2 separate regions of the Homo sapiens genome follow, and region 2 is linked to region 1. Evidence: chromatin contacts called from ENCODE Hi-C or POLR2A ChIA-PET data. All regions are on one chromosome and are shown on one strand. The core of a region is the stretch at or near the end of the contact, and the rest is flanking DNA. Distances in the headings are between cores, read along the strand shown.

Region 1 (5,936 bases), core at 1,317-3,816:
ATACTTTAATATAGATATTTGAAATGTAATCATTGGGGGAATGGGCTTAAGGGTACAAAGTACCTCTGTGTACTATCTTTGCAACTTCTTGTGAATTTATAATTATTTCTAAATAAAAAGTTTAAAAAATTTTTTAAAATCTGTTTTTATTCAAATAAGGTAGCACTTTTCAGAGAAAGGTTTAGAAAAGGTGAAATCCAACTTTCCTAGAAGCTCTGTGCTACCACTTAGCTGTATTTTAAAACTAAGCAAACTTTGGTTTTGTTCATGGATCACATAGCAGAAGATCAAGATAAGGCCAAGAAAAAGTATATAATCAACTTTGTAATGAGGTGAATTAACAATTTCCTTTTTATTGAAGCATTAGCTGATGTGATTTAAAGAGGGCTAGAAAATACACTATGGAAAGCTAACACAACAGCTCCCTTGTGAAATAAATTTTAAAATGCTCATGTTTTTTTCTTTTCGTAGGTGTGTGTACACATTTAGTTTTATTGTAACAAAGCAACTTGTACACTTTTAACATTTAAAACTGAGCATGATCTTTCCTTTCCAGTGAAACAAAATTTAAAAATAAACAGGAACAAAATTACAATAGAGAATGTCAATTCCAAATAAGATCCTAGAGGTTCTGCTGATTCTCCCACTGAGTGGCAGGGCTCAAGTCATCATTAGGAGAGAATTTATTTTAAAAGCGTCATCTTAAACTGCAAGGATGTGTGTCAAACATCGCAATTAAACATGCCAAAGGAGAAGCCATGTTGTCAAAATGTCCGCTTAACCCACCCAAACATCTCAGACCCACCCTTTGCTGACTTCTAGAATCCCATTTTTTAAAGTTTTTTTCTTTTTTTAAACAAGAGAAAGTAGACAGAAAGATGTTGGTAAATGCTAACTGTCCATATTCACATAGAGACCCAGTGTACTCTCCGAGCCCAATATACAGAGAAAGCAGGAAGAAAGCTAGAATTGAATGCTCTGCTACACATGGGCCTAGAGCCCTCCAGCTTCCAGCAGGGCGAAGGGAGCAGGTTTTTCTTTTTTCCCACAGAGCTGGGGTGATGTTGATTCTATACAGTTTTTGCTCAGACAGGAAGGGATAAAAATGAATTTCGAACAGAAAGGGGTAGAGACTCTTTTCCCATTGTATTCTGCTGAAGTTATTTCCCCCAAAATAAGTTGAGAACTATAGTGTAGAGAAAAGAAACCTCAAGAACAGGGCGACTGAGCACAAGAGAGAAAAAACAAAAAACAAAAAAACAAAAAAACTGCAACTTGCTCCCAGGGACTGGAGAAAATGTAAAAAAAGGAAGGTTGGAATCCATCAGTGTTTTTTTGCTGTTGTTGTTGCTGTTTTTTTTTTTTTTGAGATGGAGTCTCCCTCTCTCGCCCAGGCTGGAGTGCAGTGATGCGATCTCTGCTCACTGCAAGCAACCTCCGCCTCCCGGGTTCACGCCATTCTCCTGCCTCAGCCTCCATCCTCAGCGTGAGCCACCGCGCCCGGCCTCCATCAGTGTTCCATTAGTCATCTCCTTCATCCTCCTCTCCTTCCTCCCCTTCATCATGTTGGCTCATGTTTATTTATTAAAATTATTTTGGGCCGGGCGCAGTGGGTCACGCCTGTAATCCCAGCACTTGGGAGGCCGAGGCGGGTGGATCATCTGAGGTCAGCAGTTCGAGACCAGCCTGGCCAACAGGGTGAAACCCTGTCTCTACTAAAAATACAAAAATTAGCCAGGCGCGGTGGCGCACGCCTGTAATCCCAGCTACTGGGGAGGCTGAGGTGGGAGAATCGCTTGAATGCGGGTCGGGGGGTTGGGGGGTGGGGGGCGCGGGCGGGGGCGCGGAGGTTGCAGTGAGCCGAGATCGCGCCACTGCATTCCAGCCTGGGAGACAGAGCGAGACTCCAACTCCAAAAAAATATTTTTGGCTTTTCATTCACTTTGACTTAATATACTTAAAAATATACCCTCCAAAGAGGTATTCATTTTTGGGTGGGTTAAATGCTACCTATTCCAAAACAATTTTAAACTGGTTTATATTAGTTAAAAAAAAAATACTAAAAGGACAAAGTAGTCCCTGTAGACTAAGCTGCCGCTGTCCGAATAAGAAAGCTCAAGCGGCTCATAAAATTTAAAAAGTCTTCCTTTCATCATGCCTCCTGGAAGGTAGCTATCAAAATTTTAGGGTTTAGTATAAAGTCTAAGATGCTCAGAAACATTAAGACAATTGTCCTTACTGTGCCACCGAAAGGCTAAAGGGAGTAAGCTTTTAACAAAGGTTTAAGGGAGTAAGTCCCAGAGTCCAAACTGGATTTCACCGACTGACTGTTGAAGCTTTCGGGTCTCAGCTGTTGGCCCAACGAACCTTCCCAAGACCTTGAAGACCGGCAGCCTACCCGCCACCCTGAAAGGCGGAAGTGAGGAGAGAGGCAGGACTCCCCCCTCCCCAACCCTCGGAGATGAGAGGGCGACCGCGCGACGCTCTGGGCTGCTAGGTCTCGACTCGGTATCCGGAAGTCCTCCAGCGTTCGCCTGCAGGAAGCGGAAGTAAAAGGGCGGCCGGCAGCTGGGCAATTGCTTTGCGAGGCTGGGTGTTGAGTCGAGCCGCGGGAAAGGCGCGTGTCGGCCTCTCACTGGCGCAGCCTGCACTGCCGCTGCCGCCTCGCCCCGCCCTGCCCTGGCGTTGTCTCTGGCACTGTGGCGGACTGACCACGGCCCGGGCATGGGCTGCAAGGGAGACGCGAGCGGTGCGTGTGCCGCGGGTGCGCTGCCGGTGACAGGTACCCAGGGGTGGCGTGAGGAGGCCTCGTGGACAAAGAGAGGGTTTGGGGCACAAGGCGACCCTGTGCCCCTGTCACATTGAGCTTCCGCCTCTACCGTGACTCAGTTTACCCTCTGGTGTCCTATCCCTTCCCCTATTCGCGAGCGCCCCGAGTTGCCCTCAGTGGTCTTCTTGGCAAGGTATCGCTTCCGCGGGGGTGGCGGCGGGCTCTGTTCAGCGGTCTTGAACCTTCTTTGAAGAGCTTTAGATCCTTGTGCCAAGTGCAGAAGGAAATGGGGGAGGTATCCTACCATGGATTTAGACCAAGCTTGATCCTCAGTGAGTTGAGAAGCAGCACTTTGCAGGACCCTGATTGCAGAACGACGTGCTTTTTAAAATAGATTTCAATTTTTCCTAAAATGAATTCGGGTTGATGCGTATTGGTTACTGTTTTCTTTTAACACTGTGATCTGTTGGCTGGAAATTGGATGATATGGTTTCACTTTTAGCGTGGGACCTGCCAGAATGAGATCTGCGTCCGTCGCCAATAACTTATAGATGTGAACTGTTTTTGTTCCTTGGCCAGAATCTGCAGTTGTTTTGCATTTCTTGCCAGATTTGAGAAGGAGCAATTTTGTTCGTTTGAAGTCCTGGGGTCTTTTGCCTTATTGTGCTACACTAACTGTTTTGGAAACATTCATTGATGTACTTGCCAGCCAATTTTAGTGTAAAGTGCCCTCTTTCCTTCAAGAATCTTACACTTGCAGGCGTTTGAAGACATTTTAAATAGCTATTTAACAGCACCACAAAACTTGGAATAATTGTAGCCTTTTCACTTTGCTTTTTTTTTTTTTAAGCCAGTCGAATTTAGCAACACTTGACTTGCTTTTGATAAACTTAGCTGAAGCTTATTTTAAAAAAATTCTTATTTATTTATTTATTTATTTATTTTGTAGAGATGAGGTCTTGTTACCTACCAGTCTGATCTTGAACTCCTGGCCACATGAAACTTATTAAAGGAAGTGACCATAATACTTTGTACAGTAGCATAGCACATTTATAATGCACATTGAACTTCAGGGGAATATATGAAAGTAAGAAGAAAATTTGCTTAGAACTTTCCTGCAGCTGTCTGTGAGCATTTTCTTTTTTTATCTAAGTTTCCCTGTAACAATACAAGATGATGTGATAATTTTCTTTCTTTCTTTCTTTTTTTTTTTTTTTTTGAGATGGAGTTTCACTCTTGTTACCCAGGCTGGAGTGCAATGGTGCAAGAGATAGTGTTTTAATTTATTTTTTTATTTTTTGTTGGTGAGGCAGAGTCTTGCTCTGTTGCCCAGGTTAGAGAATAGTGACATGATCTTGCTAGCTGCAGCCTCCACCTCCTGGGCTCAGGTGGTCCTCCTACCTCAGCCTCCTACGGATGGTTGTTGATAGTTGGGCCTAGAACTTGTTAAAGAGTGTTTTCTGTTTATTCATCATGCCGCAAGTATAATGCTTATCATGCAAAGCCACATGGCACATTCTGTTGGCCATTATCTCAGACTGTTTGTCTTTATAAGCAACATTTAAGAACCCCTAGGGTCAGAATGATAAGGGATCCTATAAAATGAAGACATACTCAAAGCAGAGACCACTTCAGTGAGATTCTTACGTCTGCTTCTCTGGACAGTCTTTTCCTCTGGTTTTACCTGTAGAGTTAAGAATGTGGGGTCAGAGTGGCAAAGCTCTTTTTTAATGTATAGCTTTCCTCCTTTTTTCATCTCAAATGGTGCTGCATCTCTCCCCAAGAACACGTACTCTCTCTCCTTTTTGAAAACAGTGTAGGGGGATCTCGAGGCAGGCCACAGGTTCATAGGATTTTCATTTTACCTATCTTGCAGTCCTAGGCATTTTATAGCATCTTCACTCTTGGTGCCACACTCCTTTCCTGTTGTTTCCATTCATGCCTTAATGAATGAGGCCTGTGTTTATTTCATTTTGAGAGCCTTCTATGTTTCAGGCATAATGCTAGGCGTGGAGACCATGATAGACAAAACACCCTGCTCTTGAGGAGCTCCCATCGGTCCCCAAAGCCAGCGTAAGTGTGGATCTGTCAGATTGGTTGGTTGGATTGCTTCGGTCCCAGCTTCAGGCCTCCTCCCTTGGTTTCAGGTTAAAACTATTCCTTTCTCAGCCACCTGTCTCCCAAGAACTGTGGCCACTGAAAATCCTTGGACTTGCCTTGGTTCTCACAAGCACTTTTCTCAGTCTGAGTCTGCACAGAGTATGGCTTTTTACCCTTTTGTAAAGCCAGAGAACCAGAGAAGAGAGCACGGTATTGTAGAACTTTAAAAGCAGGAAGGTGTGGGTTCTAAGCACTGCTATTTATTAGTTAGGCAAGGTACTCAGCATCTTCGAGCTTTCACTTATTTTTAAAGTGGAGATGCATGCAGCATATTCATGGACTGTCTTCTGAGTGCCAGGCATCATGCTGTGCACTTTGGTAAACGAAGTAGACATGGTTGCTCCCCTCAGAGAACGTTAGTGCCCTGGGTTGTTGTATGTAAGGATTAGATAACACTGTGTATGTAAAGCACCTAATACAATGTTTAGCTCAGAGTCATTGCTTGTTAAATGCTGGGGTTTCCTCAGGGGACTTTGTCATACCCCCAATTTCCTCCCCACTCTACATGCCATCCACCTGGGGTTACAGTGCAGTGGCGTCCAATTCGTCATCAGGAATCACCACTTTCTGGGGTGTACACATCTAGACCCCTTCAGGACAAATTGTAAACATAGCTAATAGCGTAATACTGCTAGACAGTTCATATGATGCGCTGTCTCCAGTTTATAAACTCATTGACTCAGGCCAGATTAAAAAAAAAAGAAAAACTCTGTAACTTTTGGGGAGAATTTTTTCTCTCAGCCACAGAGGATATATTTCCAATGTGTATTTTTGAGGCTATTTAATAACGATGATGTACTATTCTGTAATTTAGAAGATAGTTTTTTCTTACGATAAAATGTTTTACTACAACAATCAATTCTGGTATAGTACTTGGCACTTTACAAAGTGATTTTTTTATTGCCTCTTCATTTTCACATTGACCCTGTGAGGCAGATACTATTATTCCTACTTTGATAGTCTTCGAGACTAAGGGCCTGGGAAGTTAGGTAACATATATGTGGTT
Region 2 (5,936 bases), core at 1,492-3,991, 230 kb before region 1:
AAAAAGAGAGATGGTCCCTTTCTGCACTAAACCAAATTACTTGTTAAATGGAAAGGAATGGAACTTTTAGGACACCAGGAAACTGGTCAACTGTCCCTATTTCTCATTAAGAACAATACCCAAGTACTACTAATACATTACCCTCACTCCCTTCAACCAAGGAAGGTCGAGGCAGCCAAACTGTAACTCAGAGTGCCTAGGAAAGTGGTGTCTGAGACCTACCACAGAGCTTTTGGGAGGCATTCCCAGGATTCAGCATCAACAAAATGGGGATGGGGGAGGCAGTTCAGACACTTTTGTGTAACTATGGAGAGGAGGGATCCAAGACTTCTCCCCATGGCTAATCCCAAGGAACATTTTCAAGTGAAGGCGCGCACACGCGCGCACATACACACACACACACACACACAATTTATTTAGAAACAAAAGGAAATAGATCAGGGGATCTGCCTGTTATTTTCTCTTGTGCAAATATTTTAAGAACAATGGCCATAATTAATCTCTGTTGCTAAAAAAGGAAAAACAACTCCTTGGCTGTATGTCATCTGGAAATTTTACCGAGGATACGTCATTACGACCATTAATAGGCCAGGTGCAGTGGCTCACACCTATACTTTCTAACACTTTGGGTGGTCGAGGCGGGCAGATTACCTGAGCCCAGGAGTTCAAGACCAGCCTGGGCCACATGGTGAAACCTTGTCTCCACAAAAAAATACAAAAATTAGCCAGGAGTGGTGGCCTGCACTTGTAGTCCCAAGTATTCCAGAGGCTGAAGTGAGGTGAGAGGATAACCTGAGCCTAGGGAAGGTTGAGGCTGCAGTGAGCTGTGATCACACCACTGCACTCCAACCTAGGTAGCAGAATGAGATCCCGTCTCAAAAAAAAAAAAAAAAAAAGGCAGGGTGAGGTGGCTCACACCTGTAATCTCAGCACTGGGAGGCCAAGGTGGGTGGATCACTTGAGGTCAGGAGTTCGAGACCAGCCTGGCCAACATGGTGAAACACCGTCCCTACTAAAAACACAAAAATTAGCTGGGCATGGTGGCAGGCGCCTGTAGTCCCAGCTACTTGGGAGGCTGAGGCAGGATGGCTTGAAACTAGGAGGGGTAGGTTGCAGTGAGCCGAGATCACATCACTGCACTCCAGCCTGGGTGACAGAGTGAAACCCTATCTCAAAATAAAATTAAAAAAAAAATTAAAAAAAATAAATTAACAACTAAAATAGTAAGTTCTAACGTATTAAACCATAAAATACAAAAAACACATAATAAACATTTTTTCATTTTTATATTTTTTATTTCTTAGAGGGTAGTATTTCCGTTTTAATTTTAAATTTATTATTTTGCCAGGCAATGGCTCACATCAGTAATCCCAGCACTCTGGGAGGCCGAGCTGGGTGGATCACCTGAGGTCACGAGTTCGAGAACAGGCTGGCCAACATGGTGAAACCCCAGCTCTACTGAAAATACAAAAATTAGCCGGGTGTGGTGGTGGGCACCTGTAATCCCAGCTACTCGGGAGGCTGAGGCAGGATAATCACTTGAGCCCAGGAGACGGAGGTTGCAGTGAGCCGAGTTCGTACCACTGCACCCCAGCCTGGGCAACAGAGTGAGACTCTGTCTCTAAATAAGTAAATGAATGAATGAATAAAAGAATAAGATAGGTCAGGTGCCGTGATTAACTTAAGCCCAGGAGTTTGAGACCAGCCTGGGCGACATAGTGAGACCCTGTCTTTACGAAAAAAATTTTTTTAATGGGCCAGGTATGGGGGCGTGCATCTGTGGTCTCAGCTACTTGGGAGGCTGAGGTGGGAGGATAGCTTGAGCGGTTGAGAGGTTGAGGTTGCAGTGGGCTCTGATCATGCCACTATACTCCAGCCTCAACAAGAGGGCGAGACCCTATCTCAATCAATAAATCAATAAATCAATAAAGTGTAAGACAGCTGTATACATTTTCAAGTTTTTGAGCTGAAGACCTCATCCCTAGGAATACCCTCCCCAACCACTTAAAGTGCGTGCGTGAGAAAACTCAAGGCTGCCAAAATAATTTGTTCCAGCCAACAGCTGAAGATAGGACTCTGTCTCTCTGCCTCTGTGGGAGGGTAGGGGCCTAACTTCGACAGGTGCGCCAGTCAACAAACCAAGCTGCGTTCACACGGACCAATCCTCCTCTTCCCGCTTTTTTACATTTCTCACTTCCCCGACTCCCCCGAGCTCCCGCTCACCACATCCTTATTCCCTAATTCTCCGTTAAAACGCCCAGAGGTTCTGTACTAATCGAAGTTGAGTTCGGTTCACGCTGGGCTCTTTTCCCTAGTGCAACAGTATATTACTGTTTAAAAATCTGTCCTTACCACCTGAGTGTCCGGCTTTGTTTATCTTTGACACAGGTCCCCGGAACTTCGCAGTTTATCACATAAAATAACCCAGTTGCCCAGGCGGTCCCTCCCAAGGCCATGGTCCCTCCCAAGGCCATGTTCCCTCCCCAGCCCCACGCCGCGCTGGGGCTTGCCCAAGCCGCCGCTGAGGCAGGGCCTTGGGCGAAGCGCGCATAACGCCAGGCCTGCGGCGACCACGCGAAGTGGCGCGGGGGAGTCTGGCAGCCCCGAGCCCAACCTTTAGGAAAGATGAGCTGTGAGGCGTCCTCCTCTACGTCGCCAGCCCGCGGATCGCTGCCACCCGCCGCCATCGCCGCGCCGCGCCGCGCGCCACCACCAGCGCCGCCGGAAGCAGAAGCGCGGAGCAACGGCCGCGGAAGGGGCGTGGTCTCGGGAGGGGCCCCGAGGGGTGGGCGGGGCCGGGAGTGCGAGCCGGACGGGGCGCAGCGAGGGGACCGGTTGGTGAGGTCCTGGAGGCTCCCCGCCACCGAGGGGCGCCCTGCACTCCCTCTCTTCTCCCATGCTCCTCGCCGCGCAGACGTCCTGGGGCAGGTCCCTACGCCTTTCTGGACGGAGGAGGTCAGATGAGATGCAGGAACGCCTGCTGATGGAGAGCAGGGCAGCCGGCTCCGAAAGTACCGGGTCCAATTTCCTTCACCGACTTAAACTTCTAAAATTTTATTGATTTGTGGTGGATTATCTGATACTTCTGAGTACGCGGACAATGATATTCAGAGGCTTTTACCACACGTCTGTTGGAACATTTGGGTGATGCGTAGAAAATTAAGCAAATGACGGCCGGGCGCAGTGGCTCACGCCTGTAATCCCAGCACTTTGGGAGGCCGAGGCGAGGGGATCACCTGAGGTCAGGAGTTTGAAACCAGCCTGGGCAACATAGTGAAACCCTATCTCTACTAAAAATACAAAAATTAGCCGGGCATGGTGGTGGGCGCTTGTGATCCCAGCTACTGGGGAGGCTGAGGCAGGAGAATCGCTTGAACCCGGGAGGCGGAAGTTGCAGGGAGCTGAGATCGCGCCACTGCACACCAGCCTGGACGACAGAGTAAGACTCCGTCTCAAAAAATATATTAAAAAAAAAAAAAAAGCAAATAAAAAATGATGCTGTTTTCGACACTGGAGAAAACAAAAGGTTGTACAATAAGGTAAATAATCATAGCTTATTAGTCAACAATATCTTAGCTCATTAGTCAACAATGTTTAGATGGTCATATTGTAAACTCTGTTGATTTAATAAAAAATGAATTGTGCCGGGCACGGTGGCTCACGCCTGTAATCCCAGCACTTTGGGAGGCCGAGGCTGGAGGATCGCTTTAGCTCCGGAGTTGAAGACCAGCCTAGACAACATAGTGAGACCTCGTCTCTAAAAAATACAAAAATTAGCCGGGCGTTGTGGCGCGTGCCTGTAGTCACAGGGATCGGGGAGGCCGAGGCGGGTGGATCGCTTGAGGGATGCAGTGAACTATGATTGCCTCACTGCACTCCAGCCTGGGCAACAGAGACCCTGCCAAAAAAAAAAAAAAGGCAAAGTCCAGGCGCGGGGGCTCACGCCTGTAATCCCAGTACTTTGGGAGGCCGGTGGGGGTGGGGGGGGCAGATCACCTGAGGTCAGGAGTTCGAAAGCAGCCTGGCCAACATGGTGAAATCACGTCTCTACAGAAAAAAAAAAAAAAAAAAAAAGCCGGGGCGTGGTGGCGGGCGCCTTTAATCCCAGCTACTCGGGAGGCTGAGGCGGAGGTTGCAGTGAGCCGAGATCGCGCCACTGCATTCCAGCCTGGGCGACAGCGACAGAGTGAGACTCTGTCTCAAATAATAATTTTTAAAAAGACTTAAAAAATTAAAAAGTAAAAATTTTAAAACTAAAGAAAAAGAAAACCTTTAGAAGGCAGTCCTGGGAATCCTGTCTGGCCTGTGCAGCCTGATCTCCTGCGAGGGCTCGTCCACAGCGTCTTGCTGTCTTGCAGTGCCGGCAATGTGGTCTCCCACCACCTGAGAAGTTCCCTCCTCCAGGGCATGCTCTTTGCTTCAGCACTGCTTCTCTAAGGAACCTGCCCAGACCTGAAGGGCTGGCCACGCCCCCTTTCACGTGCTCAGAGAAGCTGAAGGTTCCGGAGGGTTTGATGCTTGCCGGTGTTCCCTTGTACACCCAGCACTGAGTGACAGGCCAGATAACCACAGCTGCCCAGCCACTGCACCATGTGCTGGGGTCTGGGCAAAACATTTACTATTTTTACTTTTTACCTATGACTTCTCTAAGGTCAGGTTACTTTGGAGATTCACAGTCCTGTCACAAAGTAGGAAATGCCTTATAAATGGCAGGACCAAGATTTGCGCTTAGGCCTGTGGGACTGCCAGCCAGAAAAGATTCTAGCTGTCACCCGCCCTGGGTTATTTCTTTGGTTGGGAGCCACGATGTGATCACAGAATAGCCATACTGGGGGAGGGGGTCTGATTGGCAGCAGGAACTTGAGGGACTGATGGTGAACTGGAGACCTCTCTTTTCTGTTTTCCAATAGTTTCGAAATTGCAGTCCTCCCCCCACCAATTTTCCAGGGCATACAGAATCTGTGTGAGTAGAAATAATGCATAAGCGGCAGGAAGAGGCCCTTGAATCCTTGTCTGAGCTTGATTTTAATGAGGAAAACAGACACAGAAGGGACAGGACTTGCATTACATTCCTCAGGCTGCTACTCTGATTCTTGTACAGCATTGGTTCAGTCAAGCCATTCAACCAGCCCACTTAGTATTTCAGTCAGATTATTCAAGCCAAGGTTACAGACCTAGATTGATCTAAAAGCAGCTGTAGAGCACCTCCCCCACCCCCACTCCCACAATTAGCACCACTGACCTCTGATCAGATGGTTTATTTCACACTCCAGAAGTCAACAGTGATGGCTAAAATTACAAATGTTGTTTTATCACCAATCACACTCTCCCCCAAAATCAGTCATAGGCAACTCTACGCTGTTTAATTACAGGTACTATGGAATGTAATCTCTAGAACATTAATTTCTCTTGAAGAAACGAATTCCTCTTCACACACATCAGTTATTAACAAAGCCTGTAAACGTCTAACCAGCTGCTGGTAGTCAGTTTTCAAAATTACCTAACCCTGATAGCACGTTTTTATCTGTAGCCATGTGTTTTTGAGCTTTGCTAAGCGCTAAGGGCCTCAGAATTGAGTACCTTAAAAAAAAATTCTACCTCCCTGCAAATAGTGTGTCAACTGCTGATCTTTGGGTGGGTTGGGTTAGTGGGCTGGAGCCAGGGAGGGACAAGCAGACCCCAGGGTGCTGCCCAGATGGAATACTGAATTATTTTTGCCAAGTTAAAAAAAAAAAAAAGCGTAAACTGAAGATGTCCTTTCCTCCAAACACATCTCATCTTTTCTGGGCCATCCAAAAACAAAACTTCACTGGTTAGGTCAGACTGCACCAGTATGTCCCAGGGTCTTTGCTTGAATTAATTAACATCACCAAATTATATTAAATTTTAGTGTTTTTTTCCTCTCCAAGAGATTTTGGCTTTTTTTGGTAAGGTCA

The links. Hi-C counts contacts between places; a loop is a spot of excess contacts on that map. ChIA-PET counts read pairs that join two places held with the same protein, here RNA polymerase II (POLR2A). Pooled maps may share reads with other maps.
Region 2: a loop to region 1 is called in a map of PC-9, with 18 times the contacts of the local background. The contact joins the promoter of POLR2D here to the promoter of UGGT1 in region 1. A Hi-C loop is called at or near these places in 13 of 168 maps with a recorded cell type or tissue (B cell, CD8-positive, alpha-beta T cell, Caco-2 and 9 more), 21 of 37 single-sample maps with no recorded cell type and 25 of 50 pooled maps. POLR2A ChIA-PET finds 5 or more read pairs at or near these places in 9 of 52 experiments (AG04449, CD4-positive, alpha-beta T cell, MCF 10A and 5 more).

Annotation. Positions count from the first base shown.
Region 1 is chr2:128,088,634-128,094,569 of GRCh38, forward strand. UGGT1 (UDP-glucose glycoprotein glucosyltransferase 1) reads left to right here and starts at 2,567. Exons shown (of 41, transcript NM_020120.4): 1 at 2,567-2,782. The coding sequence starts at 2,725. RefSeq lists an enhancer at 2,329-2,638.
Region 2 is chr2:127,855,414-127,861,349 of GRCh38, forward strand. It overlaps POLR2D (RNA polymerase II subunit D), which reads right to left and starts at 2,742. Exons shown (of 4, transcript NM_004805.4): 1 at 2,615-2,742. The coding sequence starts at 2,687. It also overlaps the pseudogene LOC107985803. RefSeq lists an enhancer at 2,177-2,346 and a silencer at 2,577-2,886.